Linked DNA regions of Homo sapiens: regions 2, 3 and 4 are each linked to region 1. The links are chromatin contacts, found by Hi-C or POLR2A ChIA-PET in ENCODE. All regions are on one chromosome and are shown on one strand. Each heading gives the region's core, a stretch centred on a gene start or an enhancer-like site at or near the end of the contact. The rest is flanking DNA. Distances are from core to core; before and after follow the strand shown. Region 1 holds the start of MYLIP (myosin regulatory light chain interacting protein). Region 2 holds the start of GFOD1 (Gfo/Idh/MocA-like oxidoreductase domain containing 1). Region 3 holds the start of RANBP9 (RAN binding protein 9). Region 4 holds the start of DEK (DEK proto-oncogene).

The links. A loop is a pair of places that touch in the nucleus more often than their neighbours do. ChIA-PET counts read pairs that join two places held with the same protein, here RNA polymerase II (POLR2A). Pooled maps may share reads with other maps.
Region 2: a pooled map shows a loop between it and region 1 (10-fold over the local background). The contact joins the promoter of GFOD1 here to the promoter of MYLIP in region 1. A Hi-C loop is called at or near these places in 5 of 50 pooled maps.
Region 3: a loop to region 1 is called in a pooled map, with 15 times the contacts of the local background. The contact joins the promoter of RANBP9 here to the promoter of MYLIP in region 1. A Hi-C loop is called at or near these places in 9 of 50 pooled maps.
Region 4: a loop to region 1 is called in a map of naive thymus-derived CD4-positive, alpha-beta T cell, with 10 times the contacts of the local background. The contact joins the promoter of DEK here to the promoter of MYLIP in region 1. A Hi-C loop is called at or near these places in 1 of 168 maps with a recorded cell type or tissue (naive thymus-derived CD4-positive, alpha-beta T cell), 1 of 37 single-sample maps with no recorded cell type and 10 of 50 pooled maps. POLR2A ChIA-PET finds 5 or more read pairs at or near these places in 1 of 52 experiments (activated T-cell).

What each region holds. Positions count from the first base shown.
Region 1 is chr6:16,126,880-16,130,433 of GRCh38, forward strand. It overlaps MYLIP (myosin regulatory light chain interacting protein), which reads left to right and starts at 2,207. Exons shown (of 7, transcript NM_013262.4): 1 at 2,207-2,530. The coding sequence starts at 2,444. RefSeq lists a silencer at 1,889-2,888.
Region 2 is chr6:13,486,044-13,489,597 of GRCh38, forward strand. It overlaps GFOD1 (Gfo/Idh/MocA-like oxidoreductase domain containing 1), which reads right to left and starts at 1,557. Exons shown (of 2, transcript NM_018988.4): 1 at 595-1,557. The coding sequence starts at 847. GFOD1-AS1 (GFOD1 antisense RNA 1) reads left to right here and starts at 218. Exons shown (of 2, transcript NR_046709.1): 1 at 218-410; 2 at 638-728. RefSeq lists silencers at 745-908, 1,049-1,528, 1,549-1,928, 2,309-2,418 and enhancers at 809-918, 2,479-2,608.
Region 3 is chr6:13,709,899-13,713,452 of GRCh38, forward strand. It overlaps RANBP9 (RAN binding protein 9), which reads right to left and starts at 1,937. Exons shown (of 14, transcript NM_005493.3): 1 at 1,037-1,937. The coding sequence starts at 1,607. It overlaps LOC124901264 (a long non-coding RNA gene), which reads right to left and starts at 2,856. Exons shown (of 2, transcript XR_007059462.1): 1 at 2,785-2,856; 2 at 2,454-2,643. RefSeq lists silencers at 882-1,001, 1,262-1,311, 1,392-1,511, 1,672-2,441.
Region 4 is chr6:18,262,576-18,266,129 of GRCh38, forward strand. It overlaps DEK (DEK proto-oncogene), which reads right to left and starts at 1,955. Exons shown (of 11, transcript NM_003472.4): 1 at 1,810-1,955; 2 at 1,268-1,421. The coding sequence starts at 1,412. LOC124901270 (a long non-coding RNA gene) reads left to right here and starts at 1,957. Exons shown (of 2, transcript XR_007059486.1): 1 at 1,957-2,502; 2 at 3,155-3,554. RefSeq lists an enhancer at 1,079-1,630 and silencers at 1,516-1,575, 1,636-1,995, 2,036-2,315.

The DNA.
Region 1 (3,554 bases), core at 957-3,456:
GAACCAAACGCTATCTTCCAGATAAATTCCCCAGATTATTAGTAAACTGGAATTCAGGGAATAGGCACTGCAGTTAATACAAGAAGGGACTGTTTCAGCCCACAATAGCATGAGGTGTATTTATAAGACAGAAAGATGTGAGAGTGCACCTGTTCCTCTGCAACAGTGGGGGTTAGGACTTGGACAGTTTACAGTTTTACTCGGTCAGCTTTAGCAAAGAACTGTGTGTGGGAGGATCCCTCCTTTTTTTTTAGCCTTGGGCTCTGATATCGTACCTGGTTGTTCGGAAATAAAGGCCACTAACAGATCCTTGGGACTCGTGAAGGGGGGTAGGGACAGGAAAAGTCATCATTAAGCAGTGAAGGCACTGAACTTATAGCTCCCCTTACATACACGGGGACATTCAAATGCTTTTGTGAACGTTATTATCTTTGCTGCGCTTCCCAACAATGCTGGGTGGAGACAGAGCAGATATTGCCATCTCCATTTTACTGTTGACAACACCAAGCTTCAGACAGATGAAGTAAGTTTTCTCTTTTTTTTTCTTTCGTTGTTTTCTTTTTGTTGTTGTTGTTGTTTAGAGACAGGGTCTTTTGCTCTGTCGCCTAGGCTGGAGTGCAGTAGGGGGATCACAGCACACTGCAGCCTCGAACTCCCAGGCTCAAGTGATCCTCCCACCTCAGCCTCCCATGTAGCTGAGACTACAGGCAGGCGCCACCACGCCTGGCTAATTTTTTGTATTTTGTGTAGAGATGGGGTTTCGCTGTGTTGCGAAACCGGGCTGGTCTCAAACTGCTGGGCTCAGGCGATCCTCCTGCCTCGGCCTCCAAAAGTGCTGGGATTACAGGTGTGAGCCATCGAGCTGGCCTGAAGTAAGTTTGCTAAGTTTCCACGGCTGAAACCCACATCATCTGGCTCCTATAAAGAAATCAAAAAGGTAGGCTATGTAATATATTGGCAAAGAGGAACAAGCGGTAAATGAGTGAAGGGTTGTAGACCTTTAATAGCTAATATTGCAGTAATGCCACCTGTTAGGTCAGGAGATGAGCACCTTACCTTAAGACGAGGACAACATCTGGTTGCCTGTGAGAAGGGACAGGCAGGGTATCAGGTGCTGCACAAATGTTTAATGAATGAGTGAGATAAGACAGGAGGTAGAATGAGCAACCTGAGAGAGGGCCTGGTACCCTGTAAGGCGTTTTGATTCAGCAGAACGAGTAAGGAGAAGCCCTTCCGGAGTGTAACACACCAGCACTAGACCAAGACACCTGGCTCACTGGTCAGCTGCAAAAACTTTCATACTCAGATTTTGTTTTTCTCAATGATGAGGTCTTAATAAGGAACAACAATTCTGCCTCCAAGCAACCCACTGTGGCTAATCCTGGTGGAAAAGAGTTTTCTTTTTCTCTTTTTTTTTTCTTTTTTCTTTTTCTTTTCTTTTTTTTTTTTTTTTTTTTTTTTTTTTTGAGACAGGGTTTTTTGCTCTTCTTGCCCAAGCTACAGTGCAGTGACACAATCTCAGCTCACTGCAACCTCCGCCTCCTGGGTTCAAGCGATTCTCCTGCCTCAGCCTCCCAGGTAGCTGGGATTACAGGTGCCCGCCACCACGCCTGGCTATTTTGTTTTTTTTTTTGTATTTTTAGTAGAGACGGGGGTTTCACCATGTTTGCCAGGCTGGTCTCGAATCTGACCTCAGGTGATCCACCCATCTCGGCCTCCCAAAGTGCTGGGATTACAGGCGTGAGCCACCATGCCCGGACGAGAACAGTTTTCTTTAGGCTTTGGGTTGCTCCTTTTCCTTTTTGCTTTCACAACCGAAATGCGTGCTCAGAGTGATCCAAGATATTTGAAGAACAGTGGCAGCTTGGAGGTGTTTAATCACCGTAAATTCGAGACGGCAGAAAGGCGTCCCCGCCTGGAGCCCCGGGCGATCGCTCACTCTGAGCAGCGTCGCCCAGCGGACAGAGGCGGCTGGTGTGTTCCGGGGTCTCCCTCCCTTCCCGCAGCACTCGGCGCCCGCAAGCTGCCACCTCCCGGGGCGGCCAGGGAAACTCAGCCGGCTCTGGGAGGCGGGGGCCGCGGTCGAGGGGCGCCGCTATTGGCTGATCGGGCGGGGGAGGAGGGGCAGGGAGGCCGTGATTGGCGGGGACCCGAGCTGAAGGGGGCGGGGCCGCTATATCAGCAGAGTCCCTGTCGCAGCGCAGGCAGTTGGGCTGCTGGAGTGCGGCGCCACCGCGGAGGACAGGGGCAGCTGGCGGGCAGCGGGTGAGGGGGTGGCGGGGACGCGAGTGGCGGCCGCGGGGCCCCGGACAAGGGTCCGCAGAGCTGCAGCCTTCGAGGGCCAGCCCTCTCCGAGTCCGGGGCTGGGTCCCACCAGTGACAAGGCGGCAGCCCCGCGCACACCAAAGAGAAGGCGGCTGTGGCGGCAGCGGCAGCCCCAGCCATGCTGTGTTATGTGACGAGGCCGGACGCGGTGCTGATGGAGGTGGAGGTGGAGGCGAAAGCCAACGGCGAGGACTGCCTCAACCAGGTGAGGGCGAGGGGCAAGAAGGGGCCCCGGCGGGTCCCGCGAGGCCGAGGGGCCTCGCAGCGACGCCTGGCACTCTGGCGCGCCCCCTACTAGGGGCCGGGAGGCACTGCGGCGGCAGCCGGGGGGAGCGCGTCCCCTCCTCTCCACGGGCGTGGGGCGCGCGGTCTCCTCCTGGCGCGCGTGGGGTGCGCGGAGAAAGCGCGCAGCGGGGGTCCCCAGCGCTGAGGGCCGGGCGCAGCCCGCAGCCGGGATCCACCCCCCAGCGCCCCATCATCCCCCCAACCCAGCACTTTCCCGGAAGAAGGCGGCTCCGCACACCTGCCGCAGGTATGTGCGTGATGCCGCCTGTCGGGTCCCCGCGGCGCCTGGCAGTGCCACCCGCGTGCCAGGATGGGATGGAGTGGCTCGAAGCAGTCTCGGGCCCCAGGGGTTCTTGGCAGACAAGCCGGGCCCTTGTCTCACGCTGCTTCTCAGGCTGCTGCTCTCAAATGCACCGTTCACCTGCATCTCCGGGTTTGCGGGGGACGGGAGGAATAGGTTTGGGTCATCTACTGCTCGGTTGTTTTTAAGCATGTGTTTCCTTAACAGTGAGGGAGATCGGTGCCAAATAGTGCAGAGGTGGTATGGCAGACAGCACATGTGATCCCAGGAAAACGCTGTGCCCTCAACCCCTCTAGCTCTGAGATGTTTGGAAAACCGCTTGTGAAGCTTAGCTGACACTTGTGGCGTGTTCCCTCAATGTGTTTGATTTTTGGAGTCCAAATGGTTAAAATTGCCCAGATAATAAGTCGCCAAAAATCAGCTGTGCAGAGTATGCTGGTGGAGGGAATTCCGGTGATTGGAATACGAAGGAAAATACCCTGTAGTTTCCCCTCCTCATCTTTTGGAAGGCTACTTTTGAGGACTCCTTTTTTCTCTATTGCAATTGGTCATGCCCTAGACGTTAAAAGGAATTATGAGCCTCCATACTAGAGCTCGTGGTTTGGTATCATTGGAGCCGTGGAACTTTGTTTTTCCAGTTTAG
Region 2 (3,554 bases), core at 307-2,806, 2.6 Mb before region 1:
TAACATCTGCAATCTCACGCTAAACTAACTCACAGCAGAAAGAAACAAACGACCCTAGCAGGGCGCCACCGCTGCTGAAGGGCAGGTCCTCTATCGCACCCAAGAAAACCCGACACACGTGTGCGGCCTTTTATTCAGGCGTTTCTGGGCGCGCACTCGCCTCTCCCAGGCGCGCGCGCGCACAACCCTCCTCCACCCCCCCATCCCCCCCCCCCACACACACACACTTGGACACTACACACACAGCTGAGGAGTAACTTTCCTCTTCTCGCGGAGCACCCTATCCCCTATTATCGGCATCTGATCTTCCTAGTTCGGATCCCCGGAACACACGCCTTCTCCAGCCTGCAATCTACACACGTGGGGAAGCGCGTCCAAGTGGTGCCAGGAGGCAGGAGGGAAGCGCAAAGGTGGGGAAGGCCGGGGACGAGGAAGGAGGGAGCTCTGAGTCGGATCTGGGATCTCAGATCCCCGGGGCAGCGTAGATGCAGGGTAAGCTTCTGGGATGCGGAGAGGGAAAGGCAGGGGGGAAGGAACCTAGAGAAGGTTAAAGGGCGGGGGTGGGACGGAGGATGCGGGGTAGGGGTCGCTCACCTAGGGTTTTGACAGCGATCTGTCTGGTGAGGGGCGGCGGCAGGTTAATGCACACCAAGTCCACGTCCTGATGCAGCAGCACCTCATCAATGCGGCTAGTGTAGAAGGGGACACTCATCTCCTTGGCCAGCTCCTCCGCTTCTTCCTGCGTGCGGCCCCACAGCGCCTTCACCGCGAAGCCCTCGTCTTTCAGCAGCGGGATGATGACACGGGCCGTGAGGCTGGTGCCGAACACGCCCACCCCGGGAAGCATGGCTGCTCAGAGCCGCCTGGTTCTGCTTCTGCTCGGATCTCCAGTCCAACGCGCGCACACACCCACCTCTAGCCAGTCCTGCACCCCGCTCCTGTAGCCAATCTAGCCGCGGTGCGCCAGCCGCCGTGCACCGGGCAAGGCGCCCGGGTGCCCAGAGCGCACCGAGCTGCAGGCGGAGCAAGCTCGGGGCGCCTCAGAACGGTGACTGCGGCAGTGTCCGCCACGCGGGGCTCGCGTCCTTCCCGGAGTCGGCGGCAGGGACCCCCCCAGGGCGCCGGAGGCTTCGAAGCCCCCTGGAGCCCCGGCTCAGGCTGCGCTCCCGCGGCAGCGCCAGTCCGCTGCGTGCGCCCCGCCAAGGCCGCTCCATGGCCGGCTCATCCCCGCGGCCGCGCCGCCGCAGCCCGGGACCGGCTCTCTCCCGCGTCGTTTGCGCAGCCGGCGAATCGCACAGACAAACGTCTACACCCTGCCAGAGCACGGAACCGCTCCGCGGGGGAGTCTCCTTTCTTCCTAGCTCTCCGTTGGGAATGAAATAATCCCGCGGCCGCCAGGAGGCCGGCTAAGGATGCGGCCCGGAGCGCGCCGGACTGGGATCCCGAGCTGCAGCGCGGCAGCGGCGGCCACGACCCGGCGCCAGCCTCCTCATTCTGCTGCCATGTTCGCTCGCCTCGCGGCTCGGGCGGCCTCGGCCCCAGGCCGGCTCAGGCTCTGGGATCCCGCGGGGACGAGGGCGGAGTTGGCGAGTTTGGCTGTCAGCGGCCGGTGTTCCTGCACCGCCCTCGCTGCAGCGCCGCGCGCCATTGGCCGCCGCGCGCCGCCCCCGCCCCCGCCGCCGCCAGCTCCGGGTGCGCGCTGCGCCCGGGCCCCGGGAGCCCAGCCCGGCTCCTCCCCGGCCCCGCCCAGGCCGCCTCGCCCGCCTCCTGCCCCTCCGCTTCTTCCCTTTCTTTGCCCTCACCATCTCCTTCTCTTCCCTGCTTCACTCCAAACCCCGCCCCAACCAAGCAAATACATCTATCTAGGCAGGACGCGCCCTAATAGGTTAGTCGCCTGTCCCTTGGAAGAGAGCAGTGGGCGCCTTGGCCTGGGGTAGGTGAGGGGACCCGGCGAGGTGCGAACAGCCGATAATAATAACCTCGGCTCCCGGAGCGTTTCTTGCGTGCTGAGCATCATACTAACGCCTTTCCAGGTATTGTCCCTTTTAGTCCTCGCAGCAACCTAAGGTTATTGTAAACCCATTTTACCAGTGATGTGAATGAGCCGCAATGAAGGCTAAGGGACTTGCGCAAGGTGACATATATAAGCAACAGGCCTGCGATTGGAATCCAGGCCCCAGAGTCTGGGCACGGAACCGCAGACTTCTACGGTCTCCTTCCAAGCTAGCCTGCTCCAATCGCGCGCCCCCGCTCCGGCCGCGCACGCACGGTTCAGCCGCCTTCTTCCAAGACAGTCCAGTCTTGGCGGGCTCCCATCTGCCTCCCACCTCCCCCGCCCCTAGGCCCATGCCCGCCCCCGCGTAGACGCTGTGGTGTGTACGGCCGCAGCGGGGCAGGGGGTCTCCGAGGCCGCTGCGGCACGTGCGTCTCGTGTCTAGTTTCGAGACGGATACGTCGCCCTGGCCACATGCCACGCCCGCCTCTTGCTTCGGCTCCTGTTGCCGTCGCCACTTACCGCAGCCTTTACTTCTCCCAGCTTGCCCCCACCTCCACCACCCTGCACCCTTCCCAGGCCCTCGAGGGGGCACTGAGGAGGACTGGCCAAGGCTGGCCCCGCACCTCTGGAGCCATGGGGACTCTGCGTCTGTCTGGTTTTCCGCCATATCCTTGGCACCTGGCACACTGCCTTGCCCTGTATGTAGTAGGCGCTCAATAAACATTTGCTAAATAAATGTATGCATATTCATCGAATGCCCGCTTCGCACCCATTTGGTGCCGGGAGAGGGGACTAAAAAGTGAAAGGCACGTCTTCTAGCTGAAGGTCTCTGGAGAGGTCATGGGTCAGGTCATGTTCATCTCCTGTCTTCAGCACTGGGCTCAATGTAGCACATGGTCTGCCGCAACACGAGTGGAAAACGTGATACTTGCAAGAGTTTAAAACAACTTGTAACAACTGGCAGTGAGGCGGGGCGCGTGGAGAGAGCAGGATACCAAAAAAGCTGTGTGTGGCAATGCGGGGTGGAGGCTGACCTAGGGCATTAGAAGAAAGGCACAAAGGACACAGTGCTGGGTGGCTGGCAGCAGCCTGGGGAGGACTGAGAGACAAAGAGGGGTGTTGCCCTCAATACTAACAGGCTTCTTTTGAGCAGGGGTTTTGTAAGAACCAAGGCAGGAACGCCTATCTGGGCACAGGGGCAGGCAGTGGTGTCAGACCCAAGGGGCTGGATACATCACAGGCTTGTCACATGTCAGAGATGGCCAGGCTTTCAGGGAGCAGAGGATGTGCAGTAGTGGTCGGAGCACAGCTAGAGCCACTGGCGTTGACTTCTGGCTCTGCCATTTACTAGCTGTGGGACCTTGAGCAAATCACTTCTCTGCGGCATAGTTTCATCTATAAAATGGGTGGGTAATAATGGTATATACCACAAGGGGTTTTACAGGATCGTATTCACTAATACTTACAAAGTCCTGAGAATAAGGCATGGTGCATAGTAAGTTCTATATAAATGTTAAATAAATAAATATAGAGAATGGGTCTGTTACCAATGTCATTT
Region 3 (3,554 bases), core at 687-3,186, 2.4 Mb before region 1:
AAGTGAGGCTGCCGTGAATGTAAAAGCTTCTGCTTTAGGTTTGGGGCCTAAAACCCTGGATTTGTTTCCAGACAAGACTGATACGTTAGGTTGATTTTTTTTTCTTCCACACAAGTAAACTTGATACATGCTATTAAATTGGGCTACATTTCAATAGTTCCCATAGCAATTCATAATTTTATATACAACTGATTTGCTTCCAGCTTTGTTTTAACCTAGGAGAGGTAGGTGAGGGAGGAAAGGGGCAAGCACAAGCCTAAGGTTGTTGTTTTTAACTGCAAGTGCAAAACATAAGCCAATTTTCTTCAAAATACTAAGCTGCATTTTGTTCCATCTTCGTTTTCAACAAGACTTCATGTGATATCAACACCTAAGGACCTGTATAGGGCACTTCCAATCGGGAGGGGTAGGTTTCTGCTCCCCTAAGAAAAAGGGTGTTCCTGGGGTTCCCTTCTCTTACCCTCCCGGTTGCTTTTACTAAAATATATTGATGGCAAACTTGGGCCCCTTGTCCTTTTGTCCCCCTAGACAATCTCTGGCCTAATTTTGATTACTCCTCCCCCTGTGTATCCCTGCTCTCTCTTAATTAGAAATCATACCTCAGAATCGTGCCTCTCTTCCCCCCTTGTAAGAGGAGAACGCCTGACCCACCACCTGGAGAACAATGTAACCCAACTCCGAGTCCATGGATTCCTCTACCCAAGCCCCAAGATTTATCTCCCAGGGAAATCAGAAAGCCAGTTCTGTCCTGTCATCCCGGATTCCCTCAAGGTGTCCTGCTCCTGGTCTAGGATTACCAGCTCCTTTCTACCCTGGGGCATTCTACTCACCTTCCTTTTCCAAGAATCTCGCCCCTCACCCTCGGACCCTTCACCGCGACCCCCGCGCCCACCCGGAGCAGCACAACAGGCGGCGAGTGGCCTCCGAGGGCAGAGCCCGCGAGGGCGGGGGTCGGGGGCGGGTCGAGAGCGGCGCAGCGGCGGCCGGCCACGTCGGGTCAGTGCCCCACTCCCACCGCAGGACACACGCCCAGTACCTTTGTAGTGCACCCGCAGGTTGTTCTGAGAGAGGCCGATGTAGCTGAACTTGTCCTTCGGGCTCCAGGACCGAGGCAGCGGCGTCTCTTGTTCGTCCACGGCCGGGTAGAGACGCTTCAGCCGCCGCTGCAACTCCTTCTCCTGCTCGTTCAGGGCCGAGTCCCCGTGAGGGAAGGGGGCCGCGGCGCTGCTGCCCGCCACCAGAGCTGGGGTCGGGGCTCCTCCAGCCGGGCCGGGGCCCGCTGCAAGGCCCGGGGGAGCGGGCGGCCCGCTGGCGGGGGCAGCCGCTGAGGCAGGGGGAGGCGGGGGCGGCGGCGGGGGCGGCGGGGCCGCGGTGGCCGGGGGCGGCGGCGGCGGAGGGTGGAGGAGCAGGGCGGCCGCCGCGGCCCCTAAGCCTTCGCCGCCCGCACCGCCGCCGGGCGAGCCGGCCGGAGAAGAGCCGGCGCTGACGGCCGGGGGCGCCGGCAGGACGACTCCGGAGACTGGGGCCAAGGCCGCCGGCGGTGGCGGCGACAGCTGCTGCTGCTGTTGCTGCTGCTGCGGCGGCGGCGGCGGCGGCTGCCCGGACATCCCGGCCGCGACTCAGCCTGCGGCCACCTCCACCTCTTCTCTCCTTCCTCCTCTGCTTCCCGGGGGCGCTGTCGCTGCGGCCGCCGGCACCAGGCGCCCAGTCCGCCCGCCCCGGAAGCAGGCGGCGGGCCGCGCGCCCAGGGAGACCGCGGCGGTTGAGGAGCTCGGAGACGCGGGAGTAGGCGGCGGGCCCGGGAGGCCGGGAGAGAACGTTGGCCGGAGCGCGGGCGCGCGGCCCGGGGACGAGGCGCCGAGGGCGGGGGCGACGCGGGAGCGCGGGAGGGGAAGGCGCGCTGGCGGCCGCCGCGGCCGCTGCTCTCGCGGCTGTTTCCCGGCGGGCGGGCCGGGCCGGCGCGAGACGCTGCGCGCGGGCGGCGCTAGGCGAGGGGGCGGGACGGAGGCGCGAGAGAGGCGCGAGCGGTGCGAGGGGGCGGGCCGCGGGGCTCCCGGCTGTGCGCCGCGAGGCGTCCTCCCGGGCCCGCCAGTCGCTCGTGGGCAGGATCGCTGGGCTCCCGGCGCCGCAGGTCCCTTCGGAGGTGTCCGCCTCCTCTCCCTTGGCGGCCGCCGTCGCCCCCCTCGCCGGCGAATCCCCTCCCACTTGACTTCTTTTTGTTGTCGTCGCCCCACCTCCCCACCGTAGGGCTCCTCGGAGCCGAGGCGCCGCTTCTCGTCCAGGCGAGAGTAATCGAGCCCCGCTGGGGCCGCCGCGAGCCCAGGCCCCGGGGCGCTCTAGGACCCGTCGGCCCGGGGCGTGCGGAGCGGCTCAGGCTCCCCGCGCAGTGCTGCTAGCTCTCGCCTCAGTCCCGTTCCCGTTTGCCGCCTCCCTCCAAAGAGGAACGCATTGCCTTTGGTACTTCAGTGTTTAATTCCGTAGCATTGACCATATGGGCAGTAGAAACCACTTCTGAAGGCAGTCTCCCACTTAGAATAGTGACTGTTTCATTAATTAATTTTACGAGGACTCACAGTGAACTTAACAGTGGTAGAAGATGTCATTAATAAAGACCGGCATATCTTCAAAAAGCAGGAGCAGGCACTGTATGAATACAAGATTATAGTGTGTGTTTAGGAAGGGCTTCTAGAGACGTCAGAACATTTTATAGACTCGTTAATTTTCATAACAGGGTTCTTAGGTAACAGAAAATTATGCCCATTTTTAAAACAAGGAAATATTTACCGAGATCAGCAGAGTCAAAAATAGGACTTCCTACTTTGCAATTCCCAATAGAATGCTTCGTCGACTAATTTGGCACAACTTGCCAAGTGTTGCTCTCTGACCCATCATAACATTACTACTTTGTTTTCACCACTTCCCTTTGTTTAGCTTATCCCTCCCTAGCTGGCAAAATCAGGCTTTGCATATGTAAATTGTGTGATGTAAATTCTGATATTTTGTTTGCTTCCAAAGATATGATGGTAATCATTTGGTCAAATAAGAAATGTTTTGCCGAAGAGAAAATTATTTCGTTTTGAAGAAGGTAGGCCAAAGGTGATTTAATTTAAGGCCAAGATTATCTGGCCAGAACAAATAACAGAGTCATTCGGCCTAATTTCTCCCTCAGTTACCCAGACAACTAGATGTTCTGTTGTACTTTTATTATTATTATTATTATTGTTTTGTCGCCCAGGCTGGAGTGCAGTTGTGTGGTCTCAGCTCACTACAACTTCCGCCTCCCGGGTTCAAGCGATTCTCCTGCCTCAGCCTCCCAAGTAGCTGGGACTACAGGCATGTGCTCACACCCAGCTAATTTTTGTACTTGTAGTGGAGACGGGGTTTCACCATGTTGGCCAGGCTGGTCTCGAACTCCCGACCTCAAGTGATCTACCCGCCTCAGCCTCCCAAAGTGCTGGGATTACAGGCGTGAGCCACCATGCCTGGCCTCTGTTGTAGTTTGATAGAAATATCCATTAATTTTAACCTGTTGTTTGATGACTTTTTTTAAACCA
Region 4 (3,554 bases), core at 705-3,204, 2.1 Mb after region 1:
GCCACTTACAGTATATTTACATGACTTCTCTAATTTTTTCCTGACATGAAGAAAATTCACCATTTCTTTGGCATCTCAACCCTGCCCCCACCAGAAGACCAAAATACAAACAAAAAATTGGAGAAAAAGTGCAGAGCCTCTTTGGCTAGCAGCGAGATAGTGCAGCCAATTTTGTTGTTGTATTAAAAATAATTTTAAAATAACATGTTGTTAAGCAATAGTTTATGTGAAAACTTATATTTAAAAAGCCATGCTTTACTTAAATATGCCCTTCTTAGGGCACATACCACTTTAAACAAACAAAAGGCACACCTTGTAATCTTAACCCAGATTGTGACCACAGGCTGGTTGAGGCTTAAAAAAAATCCGGGTTTAGGAAGAGCGCTTCAACCTCTTCCCAAGTGTGGCTGAGTCGTAAACATATACGAAATAACCGCAGACTAAGCTAATATCAAAGAATGCTAAGAGATGCGACTCGGATTTTTAAATGTTTGGAAACATGTCAAGAAGCGGGTACACCTGAAACAGACACTGCATGCATCCTGGATAAACTGCCGCAGCACACTCCTCTATTCAGTCAAGTTTCCGTTTCACACCTCCAGTCAAATCAGGGCTCATATCGCCCTCCCTTAAAACAGACACAGGTTCGAAACCGAGACAGTGCTGGGCTCACATTTAACTTTCTTTCAGAGTTCACTTTCTTCATTTTTAACTACTTTCTCAAGTAGCAACAGCTTTCACCGCTGTTTGCCAGGGAGGGAAACTTTTTGGTAAATGTAAAAATATTCGAAAGTATTCAAATACTTCCGGGTCTAGCCTTATAACTTCAGTCTTAACGGGCTGCACCAAGACCTTACAATAACTTCAAAAGGCAAAAGATGTGTAATGAAAAGGACAAAATTAGAACATCCACTTAGCAACTTCAAAGGTGCACACACACAGGTAAAAAAAAAAATCAAATCCAAGACCTACAAACTTCCCGTCAAATGATGAAATGTTAACGAACGTTTAGAGCGGACGAGAAGTCGGCTGCACTCCAATACATCTCTACCACGCTAACAAATACTTTAAAAACCGGAATACACAAAGTCAATTCTACGCCATCGCTCAAAACAAAAGCAGATAAATTGTGCACACATTCTCGCTGAAAATCACTCCGACTTCACGCCTCTAAACACCAAAAGAGCAAGAAAACTGTTTCCTGGGTGAAAAATACAAAAAAACTTCGGTCTGAAAAATTCATCAGTTGGGATGCGACTCCCCCCACCTTTTTCCTCCTCCTCCTCCTCCTCGTCGTCCTCGTCCTCTTCCTCCTCGCTCTCCTCTCTGGGACCGGGCATTTCGGGTTCTTTCTCGGACGCGGGCTGGGTGGGGGTTCCCTCCCCCTCCGCAGCAGGGGCCGAGGCGGACATGCTGTGAACCTGCATGCGGGAAGAAAGCCGGACGTCTCGGTCCTCCTACTCCCGCAGGCAGGACCGGGCGGCCACCCTGAATGATGCTACCCTTCCCGCGGGACACCTGCCCTGAAAGTTGCCTCCTCCCATAGCCGGGACCGCAGCGCTCAGTCCCCAGGGGCGGCTTCCCTCCCGCTCCGCCGCCGCCGTCCAGGGATTCCCGAGGCGGGAAACCGCGCCCGCTGCCCCGCGTGCGCGCGCGCCCGCCCGGCCTGCGCTGTTCCCGGCCCGGCCCGAGCTGCCGGCCCTCCACGTCCCCTCCCCCGCCCCAGGCCGCCGTCCAAATGGCCGCGTCCCTCCCCCGTCGGCCGCGGCAGGGGCGACCGGGCCTCCGGCGTCCCGAAGCAGCCCTTACCGCGGATTTCGGCCGCCGCGGGCCTGGCACGCGAGGGCACGAGGAGGTTCTGGGAGGCGGCGGCGGCCGACGCCGAGGAGAAGGCGCGCGGGCCGCTGTCTGGCGTGACGCTCGCGCCGCGCGCTCGGCTCCCCAGAATCAACAAGATTTTCAAAATGGCGGTTCGGGAAGGAGAGCGGGAATGCGGCGACCAATCAGGGCCGCGAGCTGGGAGTTGGCGGGCGCGGGGCGGGGGAGGCGGGGCGGCCGGGTGCCTCCGCGGGAAGCTCGGGCGGGCGGGACCGCGAGGGGTCGCCTCGGCCGCGGGCGGAGGGATGCGCGCGCGGGGCTCTCCCCGGCTGCGCCTGGAGTGTGGTCGGCGCTCGGGCCCCGGAGTGCGGGCGGGCTGTGTCCCGCGGGGCGGGCGGGAGCGGGAGGCGAGGCGGCCTGGCAGCGCGGAACGGAAGGACGCTAGGGGGCCTGCGTGTTTATTGTTTCCACGGTCGCTTCCTGGAAAAGATGATGAGCAGTCCCGGGCCGCGGAGGGGCGCGGCGGGCGCGGTAAAGAAGTTTAGAGATCTCCGAAGTCGCTATCGACAGTGTTACTCTGAGGCGGAGGAGAATTAATCAGCGGTCTCATCAATGCTCCAGAAATCATGCTGGGTGATAGATAACTCCCAAATCTGTATTTCTGAGGACCGCATCGCTTGTAAGGTGCACCGAAAGGAAAAAGATCCTACCTGCCACGTTAAAGGTTCACATAGCCAGCCACATAGATTTACACCCCTGTAAATATAAGGGGAGAGGCTCCCTCCCACCCCATTCCTTCTCCTCTCCTCTCTCACACACACTCTCTGTTTTATAATAGAGGAAATATGTTATTTGGCCGGGTCCAGACCCTTCTCCCAGAGTTCTAGGTCATCTATGCAGATGCTTTTTACACATTCAACACTGCAGACACTCAAAGCAGTATCTTCCCTGCTCAATGCTGCCTTCTTTTGTATGTGATTTCCTTTATTTTCTCCCAACTCTTCAACCACTAGCTCACCTGAAGGATCCTTGTACTCAGTGGACTTAATAGAAATGTGATCAGTGAAATTTGCCTGGACTCTGGGTTGCAGGACAAAAATTAGACATTTCCTTTGAATCTTCCCTTTTCCTTTTGTTCCCCTTCCAAAACATACGCGAATAGTGTCATTTCTACCCTCAAACGGTATGCCATTTTCCACACTATTTATCCCACTCAAATCCTATCCACACTCCACAGCTCATCTCTCCTTCTTGCTGCCTGCAACGTGGTTGGGAGTGGGGGGTTGTGTTTCACCCCTATTTGTGTTACAGCTCTTTCAATCCTACCATTTGGCAGGTCCTGAGTTCTGGTCCTGTGTCCAGGAAGAGTGAGGCACGCAAACAACTGGAGGGTGAGCAAGGTGGACAGGAGCTTCACTGAGGGACAGAACAGCTCTCCTGAGACCTGAAGTGGGTTGCTCCTTTCTGCAGGGGGGTTGTCCCGACTAGCGTCCTGCCCTCAGTGGAGAGGAGACCCATAGTGGGCAGCTCCTTTCTGCAGGCAGGTGGTCCTGACGAGTTGAGGAGACCAAAGTGGGTAGCTCCTTCCTGCAGCTGGTAGGCCTGAGCGCTGGCTGAGTCTGGGGTTTTTATGGGCTCAGAAGGGAGGAAGTGTGTGCTGATTGGCCCATGGGTGGGCCCAGAAAAAGCACCACTAGTTTTCACTCTGGGCTGCAGACTCTACCTGGAACTGGCCA